3 separate regions of the Homo sapiens genome follow, and all the other regions are linked to region 3. The links are chromatin contacts, found by Hi-C or POLR2A ChIA-PET in ENCODE. All regions are on one chromosome and are shown on one strand. Each heading gives the region's core, a stretch centred on a gene start or an enhancer-like site at or near the end of the contact. The rest is flanking DNA. Distances are from core to core; before and after follow the strand shown. Region 1 overlaps AKAP13 (A-kinase anchoring protein 13). Region 2 overlaps AKAP13 (A-kinase anchoring protein 13). Region 3 has its middle 22 kb from the start of MIR7706.

Evidence for each region. Hi-C counts contacts between places; a loop is a spot of excess contacts on that map. ChIA-PET counts read pairs that join two places held with the same protein, here RNA polymerase II (POLR2A). Pooled maps may share reads with other maps.
Region 1: a pooled map shows a loop between it and region 3 (2.0-fold over the local background). The contact joins two enhancer-like sites. A Hi-C loop is called at or near these places in 1 of 50 pooled maps. POLR2A ChIA-PET finds 5 or more read pairs at or near these places in 2 of 52 experiments (AG04450 and BJ).
Region 2: a pooled map shows a loop between it and region 3 (10-fold over the local background). The contact joins two enhancer-like sites. A Hi-C loop is called at or near these places in 6 of 50 pooled maps. POLR2A ChIA-PET finds 5 or more read pairs at or near these places in 3 of 52 experiments (Panc1, activated T-cell and endothelial cell of umbilical vein).

Annotation. Positions count from the first base shown.
Region 1 is chr15:85,615,206-85,618,117 of GRCh38, forward strand. The region is part of intron 8 of AKAP13 (A-kinase anchoring protein 13); the gene reads left to right. Among named protein-coding and RNA genes, the nearest start is that of LINC02883, 140 kb to the right of the region's middle. RefSeq lists silencers at 928-977, 1,038-1,087 and an enhancer at 2,756-2,912. Within about 2 kb of position 1,631, at least 5 of the 41 ENCODE cell types and tissues checked have a DNase peak (open chromatin) inside an H3K27ac peak, as active enhancers do.
Region 2 is chr15:85,666,375-85,669,551 of GRCh38, forward strand. The region is part of intron 13 of AKAP13 (A-kinase anchoring protein 13); the gene reads left to right. Among named protein-coding and RNA genes, the nearest start is that of LINC02883, 91 kb to the right of the region's middle. RefSeq lists an enhancer at 1,714-1,883. Within about 2 kb of position 1,802, at least 22 of the 41 ENCODE cell types and tissues checked have a DNase peak (open chromatin) inside an H3K27ac peak, as active enhancers do.
Region 3 is chr15:85,356,696-85,359,642 of GRCh38, forward strand. No RefSeq gene overlaps it. Among named protein-coding and RNA genes, the nearest start is that of MIR7706, 22 kb to the right of the region's middle. Within about 2 kb of position 1,461, at least 12 of the 41 ENCODE cell types and tissues checked have a DNase peak (open chromatin) inside an H3K27ac peak, as active enhancers do.

The sequences.
Region 1 (2,912 bases), core at 381-2,880, 260 kb after region 3:
AAGTTTTCTTCTTGCAAAGATAGTAAAGGGTTAAGGAAAGGAGCTGTTGGCTACTGCTTGCTACTAATTTGAAAAGAAATGGTGGTTATAGCCTTCTAGGTCTCTCCTTCTCCTTTACCCTTTTACTGTCTTGTAATCTTCAAATCTGTATGTTAGTGAATGCTAGGAGGGAACAGTAGACCTGCTTCTCCTGGAGCCATAGTACAAGGAAAGCCTAATTGGAGACGATCCTTTGCAGCCATTGTAAAGTATTTTCTTCTTTCACCTCTCAAATATTCATTTGTCTTATTTGAAGCAGTCTATTATCTAAGCAGACAGGAGTTGCTCAAGTGGAGGCTAAATGTTTTATCTGTATTCTAATACATTTTACCACCAACATATGTGTAACTCTGGATGGATCACTATATTTAAGTTTAGATTAATGAAAATTGTTGACTGTGGTAAACTTTTCCTTCCTTCCCATTTCATGTGAAGAACAAAGGTAGAAAGTGTCATTATGCAGGAATAATGTTTTCTGCAAGTTTTAAGAGAATGTCTCAATTCCTTTTTCTTTCTCCTCTGAAACTACCGTATCCCATGAACTATATGGCATGTGATAACTTCCTAGTCTCAGACTGGCAGTATATAATATTAGAGCAAGAAGGATCTTCAGATATGACCTAGCGTTGAATCTCTAATTTTTCCATTCTGGAAATCTTGGTCCAGAGGGTCAAACTAGTATCTCCCAAGTTGCTCAGTGAGATAATGGCACACCTAGGAAGACAAAGAACCCTTGATTTTCACTTAGTACCTTGTGTTCTCTGCAGAGAGTAAAATTGATCATTGATGAGTCATTAACCAGTGTCCATTCACATGCTGCTACTTTATGTTCACTTTGGGGTTTCAGGAAAAAATACATAGTAGCAGAAGATGAGCCCTACCCCTATCCCCACACCCCCACAAAAATATTCACTGGCCTTTGGTGTTCTGTTTGGGTCTTCAGCATCCCCCACTAGGTGGTGTCCTAATTCAGAAACTTTGCTGTGAGACTCCAGATGGGCTTCTGCCCTAACTGGAACTAAAGCAGCCACAGTGTTGACCCATAAGAATGCTTAAACAATTTGGTAAGGTGCTAGATCTTGTAGTTAAGTAAATCAAATGAAAATTTAATTCATGAACACAAATGCTATAGCTAAATTAAGATGTATAAAATATTTTTATATTTCATTTTCTGGAATCTTTAATAATTGCATGTTGGCCCTGTGGCATGAGACAGATTAAAAGCACTGGTTGTTTTTAAAGAATCTGGGACCATTTGTGTGGATAGAGGGCAGGATGGAGGCTGCAGAAAGAAAGGAAAGACAATTAATACTGTAAGTAACTACTGTTAAGTAGTATGGCTGTAAATAATAAAATATTTTACTACAGGTTCCCCAAATTAAAAGAAAAGGGAAATAAACTCAGAACCTCCTTTAAATTTGTAACTCTCAGCTCTGGTTTAGATATGAAATGATTGGTTGCTGTATTTCAAAATCCTGGCAGAATTACTGTTCAATGGTTCCAGATGTTTTTGATAAAAACTTGGAATTGTCACATCAACTGCAAAAGCACAAGACTGCAGATTCTGTCTTCTGTTGGGGAGTGCTGAGCAGATCCAGAGGGGAAAGCAACACAGACTCTTTTTTCCACCCAGAGCATTTGTTTCCCACCCAGGGTATTTGTCCTCCAACAAGGAACAGAATATGTAAGGAATTGTCCTTTAATATGCAGAAAGAGCAGGAAATCTAGCTTTCCAGCCTGTGGCACAAAGCCAGAAGTTAGAAATAAAAAGGTTAGTCTTTATGTCTCAAACAGTAATCTAGGCTCTTTCAGAAAATTATATTATTTTGAAACAAGTTTCTCTCTCCTAAAAACTTCCTGAAGACAGACACCTTGTTACCTATTTATTTTGCTTGCCTCCACTAGAAGTCACAAAATATCTGTTACATTGTTATAAATTATCTGCATGTAAGTCACTGGACAGGGATAGGGTAGAAAAGCTTTTTTGTTGTTGTTGTTGTTTTTGTTTTTTGTTTTTTGAGGCGGAGTCTTGCTCTGTTGCCAGGCTCGAGTGCAGTGGCGCGATCTTGGCTCACTGCAACCTCCGCCTCCGAGGTTCAAACGATTCTCCTGCCTCAGCCTCCTGAATAGTTGGGACTACAGGCATGTGCCAACATGCCTGGCTAATTTTTGTATTTTTAGTAGAGATGGGGGTTTCGCCATGTTGGCCACGATCTGGATCTCTTGACCTCATGATCTGCTTGCCTTGGCCTCCCAAAGTGTTGGGATTACAGGCGTGAGCCACCGCGCCCAGCCGGTAGGAGGGTTTTAATGGTGATTAAACCATCTCTGATCCCTAGAGAGACAGATGCCTGGGAACCTTGGAAGCAGGAATCATTTGATTCTAATTAAAACAGAAGGGAGTGGCAGTGAGGAACAAACCATATTGAGGACAGAGGGGAGGCAGCTCTGTGTTCAAAAAAAGAAGAAGGGCGAGTTCTACATTCTAGCTTGGTGAAAGCTTTTACAGAAAAGATAATAAAGTATCAGTTTATCTATACATTCAAGCCTAAAGGCTCTTTCTGTCTGTGCCCTAGACCACATAGTTTGGAAGTATTTGTAAATCTCTGGTCAAGTTCCCATGCTTTTGATAAGCCTGAGCAAGAATTTTATTTACAACTTTTAAATCTCTGTCAAATCGTCTTGTTTCTACTGTTTTGTAGCCTCATTTGTAATGAAAAGCAACATCTGTTTCACTGCACATGTTGGTACCACTACAGAGCCAAGGCTCACTTGGGGCACGAGAAGGGGAGGGGTTGTCCGCCTTCATTCCTCGGATGAACCAGTGAGGAATAGGGAGATAAAACCTTATGGCTTTTATTTCAGAATAAAGC
Region 2 (3,177 bases), core at 552-3,051, 310 kb after region 3:
TTTTTTCTTGTAAATTTTTTTAAGTTCTTTGTAGATTCTGGATATTAGCCCTTTGTCAGAGGGGTAGATTGCAAAAATTTTCTGCCTTCTGTAGGTCGCCTGTTCACTCTGATGCCTACCAGAATTCTTAAGAGAGCATCTATGCTCCCTGCCTTCTCTTTTTAAAATTTTATTTATTTATTTACTTATTTAGAGACAGGGTCTCACTCTGTCGCCCATACTGGAGTGCAGTGGTGCCATCACAGGTCACTGCAGCTTCAACTTCCCCAGTTCAAGTGATCCTTCTGCCTCAGTCTCCCAAAGTGCTGGCATTACAGGTGTGAGCCACTGTGCCTGGCCTTTGCCTTCTCTTTATCACCATCTAATCATCTCTTAATTTCTGCTGCTACCAGTCTCTTGAAACTCCTGTCTTGAAGGTCATGGATTTCCATGTCAGCCAAATCAAAGTGACTTCTTAGTTCTCATCTTCTGGATGTCCTCATTATCACTTACCACTTTTGACAATCCCTTGGGGAGCTTTTGAGTTGAGAATTCAAATTATTTGCTTTTATATCATTGTACCTCACTGCAAGTCTTTTCTCTTCCTCTTGGGTCAGAAGACTGATTAATTTACGAAAGCATTCTGGGATGCATCTTATTTCCTCCAAATGAAACACTTACAATTTAAAAAAAAACTGTTTTTGAATAGATGACTGGAGTTTGAGGCAAGAATCTAATGATACATTTCTAATTAAACAAAAACATTGACAACCTCTTCCTTGATTTGCTGAGTAGGACTTTGTGTAGAAGTTTAAATTTTTATTGCATCCTACTATGAAGCACTAACATGACCAAATATAAACTTGACACTGAAGGATTATCTTAGTAATTATTGTAACACTTATGCTTGTGTGAGACCAGACAAATAAAGAGATTTAGGCATAATGAAAATCAGTTGAAGAGTGAATTTTGCCCCTTTTAAAAATTTTTCTACTTGTTCTGATACTTCAGAAGGAGTTAGAAAAAATAAGAATATGAAGAATATGCTTGTTGAAGCAAGTGATTTAGATTTACTCAGCCTAATGGTAACAGAGAAAGGAAGAAAAAAATAGGAACAATTCTTGGATGGCTACTGAGCACAGCTTTGCTAAGGGTAAATAAACAGTGAAAAAATCTTTAAAATAAATTGCATTTCAAATTTATAGAATCCTTTGGAAATCATTTACAAGATGAGGTAAAATACCAAAATTGTGGATTTGTAAACAGAATCATAGGCCAAGACTGACATATCCCTTCAGATTTAGCTCCAGCTCATTTAAATGACTTGCCTAAGGCCGTGTAAGTGGCTATTAGCTGAACAGTATTAAACTCAAGAGTTCCTGGCTATTAATTTCTCTGCTTTTTTCCAGGTTTTTGGAGTAGGTGAGTTTTCAAGGAGGAAATAAGAATGATTTAATTTTCTTAATATTATTTATGTGATACCTTTTCTAAGATGGATATTTCCGGGAATTTGACAGATAACCCTGCATTTTAGTAAGACGTTACTACTACTGATGTGTTTCTAAAATGGACTGTCTTTCTGAAGTGGACTTTCTGATTCAGTCTTTCTAGATAAAGTTGTTGTTTTAGTGCCTTGCTATGCTTAGCCTTCCTGGAATCTCTACTTACCCATAGTTTTTATCTTGTATGGAACCTCAGAGTAGGCATTTGAGCTGCTTGTTTCACTCTGATCTAGACGAGTTGCCTGTAGCCAACTTCCTGTTAAAAGTCTCTGCCTTTCACTGAGGTCATTTTTTAGACCTCACAGTTGTATTTGAAACATAGCAACTGTTTGCCTCAGCTGCCATGGTTACACATGAAACAAGCTCTAAATAATCAGAAGTCTGGCCTAAGTGAGTCAAGTTCATGCTAGTAACGGATTTTTCACTGCTTCCCTTTCAATATGTGAGTCATAAGGAGGCAGATTTCATTCTGTGAAGGGAAAGGATTAATGATAAAGTCAGTTAACAATTGGAATGGGCTCTTATCACCAGAAGTGTGCTAGTGGACACTAGATGACTGTCTTTCAGGGATGTTGTACCAGGAACTTCTGCAGGTGGTTGGATTACATGGTCTCAAAGCTGCTGTGAATTTACTGAGAGAGTTAAATTATCAAATTTCAGTTACCTTTACGTTCATGTAGAATCACTATCATCTTAGAAGAGGATAGGGAAGAGATTTAGGCTTCTTTCCAGATACACTGTTGTTTTGTTTGTGATCTTAAGACACTTTACTTGAATCTCAATTTCCAATTATTTAAAATCAGAGGCCAGGCCTGGTGGTTCACACCTATAATCCCAGCACTTTGGGAGGCTGAGATGGGTGGATCATTTGAGCCCAGGGATTTAAGACCAGCCTGGCCAACATGGTGAAACCCTGTCTCTACCAAAAATACAAAAAATTAGCTGGGCGTGGTGGTGCACCCCTGTAATCCCAGCTACTCAGGAGGCTGAGGCGGGAGAATCGCTTGAACCTGGGAGGCAGAGGTTGCAATGAGCCGAGATCATGCCACTGCACTCCAGCCTGGGCGACACAGTGAGACTCTGTCTCAAAAATAAAAATAGGCTGGGTGCGGTGACTCACGCCTGTAATCCCAACACTTTGGGAGGCCGAGGCAGGCGGATCACAAGGTCAGGAGTTCGAGACCTGCCTGACCAACATGGTGATACCCCATCTCTACTAAAAATACAAAATTTAGCTGCGCGTGGTGGCGCGCACCTGTAATCCCAGCTACTCAGGAGTCTGAGGCAGGAGAATTGTTGGAACCTGGAGGCAGAGGTTGCAGTAAGTAAACCAAGATTATGCCTCTGCACATCAGCTGGGTGACAGAGTGAGACTCTGTCTAAAAAAAAATAATAATAAATAAAGTAAAATCAGAATACTATTACTGATATTCTACTATATCTGTATGAAGAAATATTTAGATTTTCAAAGAACAAGTATTGTATGTAGTTTGATATTTCCAGTGAAATTATTTTTAAGTGATTATGCATCCAGCAGATATTTATTAAGTACTTACTAAGTTTGAAACATTGTTAGATGCTATGAGGGATACAGAACCACTGTAAAGAATGGATACTCTAATGATCCCCATTTTACAGATGAGAAAACTAAGCCTCAGAAAAGCTAAGTAACTTCTCTGAAACTGAGCAGCTGTTA
Region 3 (2,947 bases), core at 211-2,710:
TTTCAGAGGAATGAAATTTAAACTTTCAGTCTATTCTGCGAGGCTACATTCTCACTGTTTCAAAGGATCCCTTAATAAAAATAGCTATAACAATAATATTTGCAAGTTATTAATGCTTTTTAATGTGCCAGACACCTTATATAGAATATTTCTAACCATCATGACACCCTAAATGTAAATATTATTGCTGTTTTACAGATTGGGAAACAGAGGTTCAAAGAGGTTTAAATAACTTGCCCATGATCATACCATTATTCAGATATTGGCCGGGCGCGGTGGCTCACGGCTGTAATCCCAGCATATTGGGAGGCCCAGGCAGGCAGATCATGAGGTCAGGAGATCGAGACCATCCTGGCTAACGCGGTGAAACCCCGTCTCTGCTAAAAAAATACAAAAAATTAGCTGGGCATGGTGGCGAGAGCCTGTAGTCCCAGCTACTCGGGAGGCTGAGGCAGGAGAATGGCTTGAACCCAGGAGGTGGAGCTTGCAGTGAGCTGAGATTGCACCACTGCGCTCCTGGGCGACAGTGGGAGACTCCGTCTCAAAAATAAATAAATAAATAAAAATAAAAATAAAAATAAAAATAGCTATAACAATGATATTTTCAAGTTATTAATGCTTTTTAATGTACCAGACAATTTATACAGAATATTTCTAACCATCATGACAACCCTAAAAGTAAATATTATTGCTGTTTTACAGATTGGGAAACAGAGTTTCAAAGAGGTTTAAATAACTTGCCTATGATCATACAATTATTCAGATATGCTAACCCCAAAATCTATCCTCTCTCTTTTTCTTTTTTTGAGACAGAGTCTCGCTCTGTCACCCAGGCTGGAGAGCATGATCTCTGCTCACTGTAACCTCGACCTCCTGGGTTCAAGTGATTCTCCTGCCTCTGCCTCCTGAGTAGCTGGGATTACAGGCAGGCAGCACCACGCCTGGCTAATTTTTGTATTTTTAGTAGAGATGGGGTTTCACCATGTTGGCCAGGCTGGCCTCGAACTCCTGACCTCAGGTGATCCGCCCACTTTGGCCTCCCAAAGTGCTAGGATTACAAGCATTAGCCACTGTGCCCGGCTGTACTTTTTCTACTGCACTTGGCTTCTTCTCATGTGAGCAAGATTCAGGACAAGTCTTTCCAAGGGCTTGGAGAAAATATAGAAGGTGGAAGAGAATAGGTTTCAGCTTGGGTCAGTGGGATATTTCTTTTTTTTTTACTTCCTTTTTCTCTACTTCCTATCATCCCTTCTTTTCTTCCTTTTTTCAGTTAATAAAAAATGACACAATTAATAACAAAGCTAGCAGAAGCCCTAGACTTGGCTCCTTGCCATATTTAAAAACCAAGTTCCACCCATATACAATTATGACTGCTGACAATAAAGTCCCAACCCAGAATGAATCAGCACAGAGAAAAATCAAAAGAGGGCAGGGCTGGGGCTTGGTACTCAGAGTTAGCCCCAAAGTTATGAGTCAGAGACTTCTCAGAATAACCTCCCTGCCAAATTAATCCCAGGCCAGGGCTTGCCAAGGTGCAGCTGGTTTCACAAATTCCAGTGGACTAAAGTGGACTTCCCTGGGGGAAAAGGGCAGTGCTAATGTGCCAGAGAGAGACAGACTGGATAGGTGAGTGGTATTATGGTCATTGACCAAACTACCAAACTTCATTCTACTCTAGCAGAAACAATCCTAAGGCCACATAGATGGAAATGCACCTGTTCAATTCTGCTCATCACTGTATTCAAGAACTCAGGAAAGATGTGTATAATGCATCCAAAATGAAGGGACATATTTATTTATATTGTTAAATAATATCTGCAACATGAACTAGCCAAAAATAAAATATCGATGCAATTAGTGCATGCTGTACTAAAAACAATGATATCGGTTTGTAGAGGCTTAAACCAAATAGAAAAGTCTTGTCAAAAGTGTCTCCTTGGTCCAGGTTTGCTCCATCTTCTCTAGGTCAACCTCTTTCTCTGAATCTGAACTTCATGAGTAAATACTGTAGTCGGGGAGGGTCAGGATCACCTTGTACTGCAAACCCAGACAGACCTAGGCTCCTGTAGGTCTCAATAATCTGCATTTATTTCTTTCAAAAGACAAACCAGAAATGTTCCCCTCACCCAGATCCTCCTAGAGAAAGAAAAAGAAGTTGTGCATTCATGCTATATGAAAAGAGAACAGGAATTTAGAATCATAAAGACCTGGAAAAAGGCCGAGCGTGGTGGCTCACACCTGTAATTCCAGCACTTTGGGAGGCCGAGGCGGGTGGATCACTTGAGGTCAGAAGTTCAAGACTAGCTAGGCCAACATGGTGAAACCCTGTCTGTACTAAAAATACAAAAAAATTAGCTGGGCCTGGTGGTGGGTGCCTGTAATCCCAGCTACTTGAGAGACTGAGGCAGAAAAGTTGCTTGAACCCAGGAGGCAAAAGTTGCGGTGAGCTGAGATCACACCACTGCACTCCAGCCTGGGAGACAGAGCAAGACTTTGTCTCAAAAAAAAAAAAAAAGACCTGGAAATGAACTGAGCATGATGGCTCATACCTGTAATCTCAGCATTTTGGGAAGCCAAGGCAGGAGGATCACTTGAAGCCAGGAGTTCAAGACTAGCATGGAAAGTATAGTTGAGACCCCAACTCTACAAAAAAAAAAAAAAAAAAAATAGAATAAAATTAGCTAGGCATGATTGCATTCCTGTGGTCCCAACTATTGGGGAGACTGAGGTGGGAGGATTGCTTGAGCCCAGGAGATCAAGGCTGCAGTGAGCCATGATTGCACTATTGCATTCCAGCCTGGGGGCAGAGTGAGACTGTCTTGAAAAAAAAAAAAATCTGGAAATGAGTTCCCCAACTCTAAGACTTCCCTGCTGCTTGGGCTTTGAACAGCGTATTCATCTATAAGATGGAGAAAACAAGACTTACACTTAACTGTTGTTAGGAAGA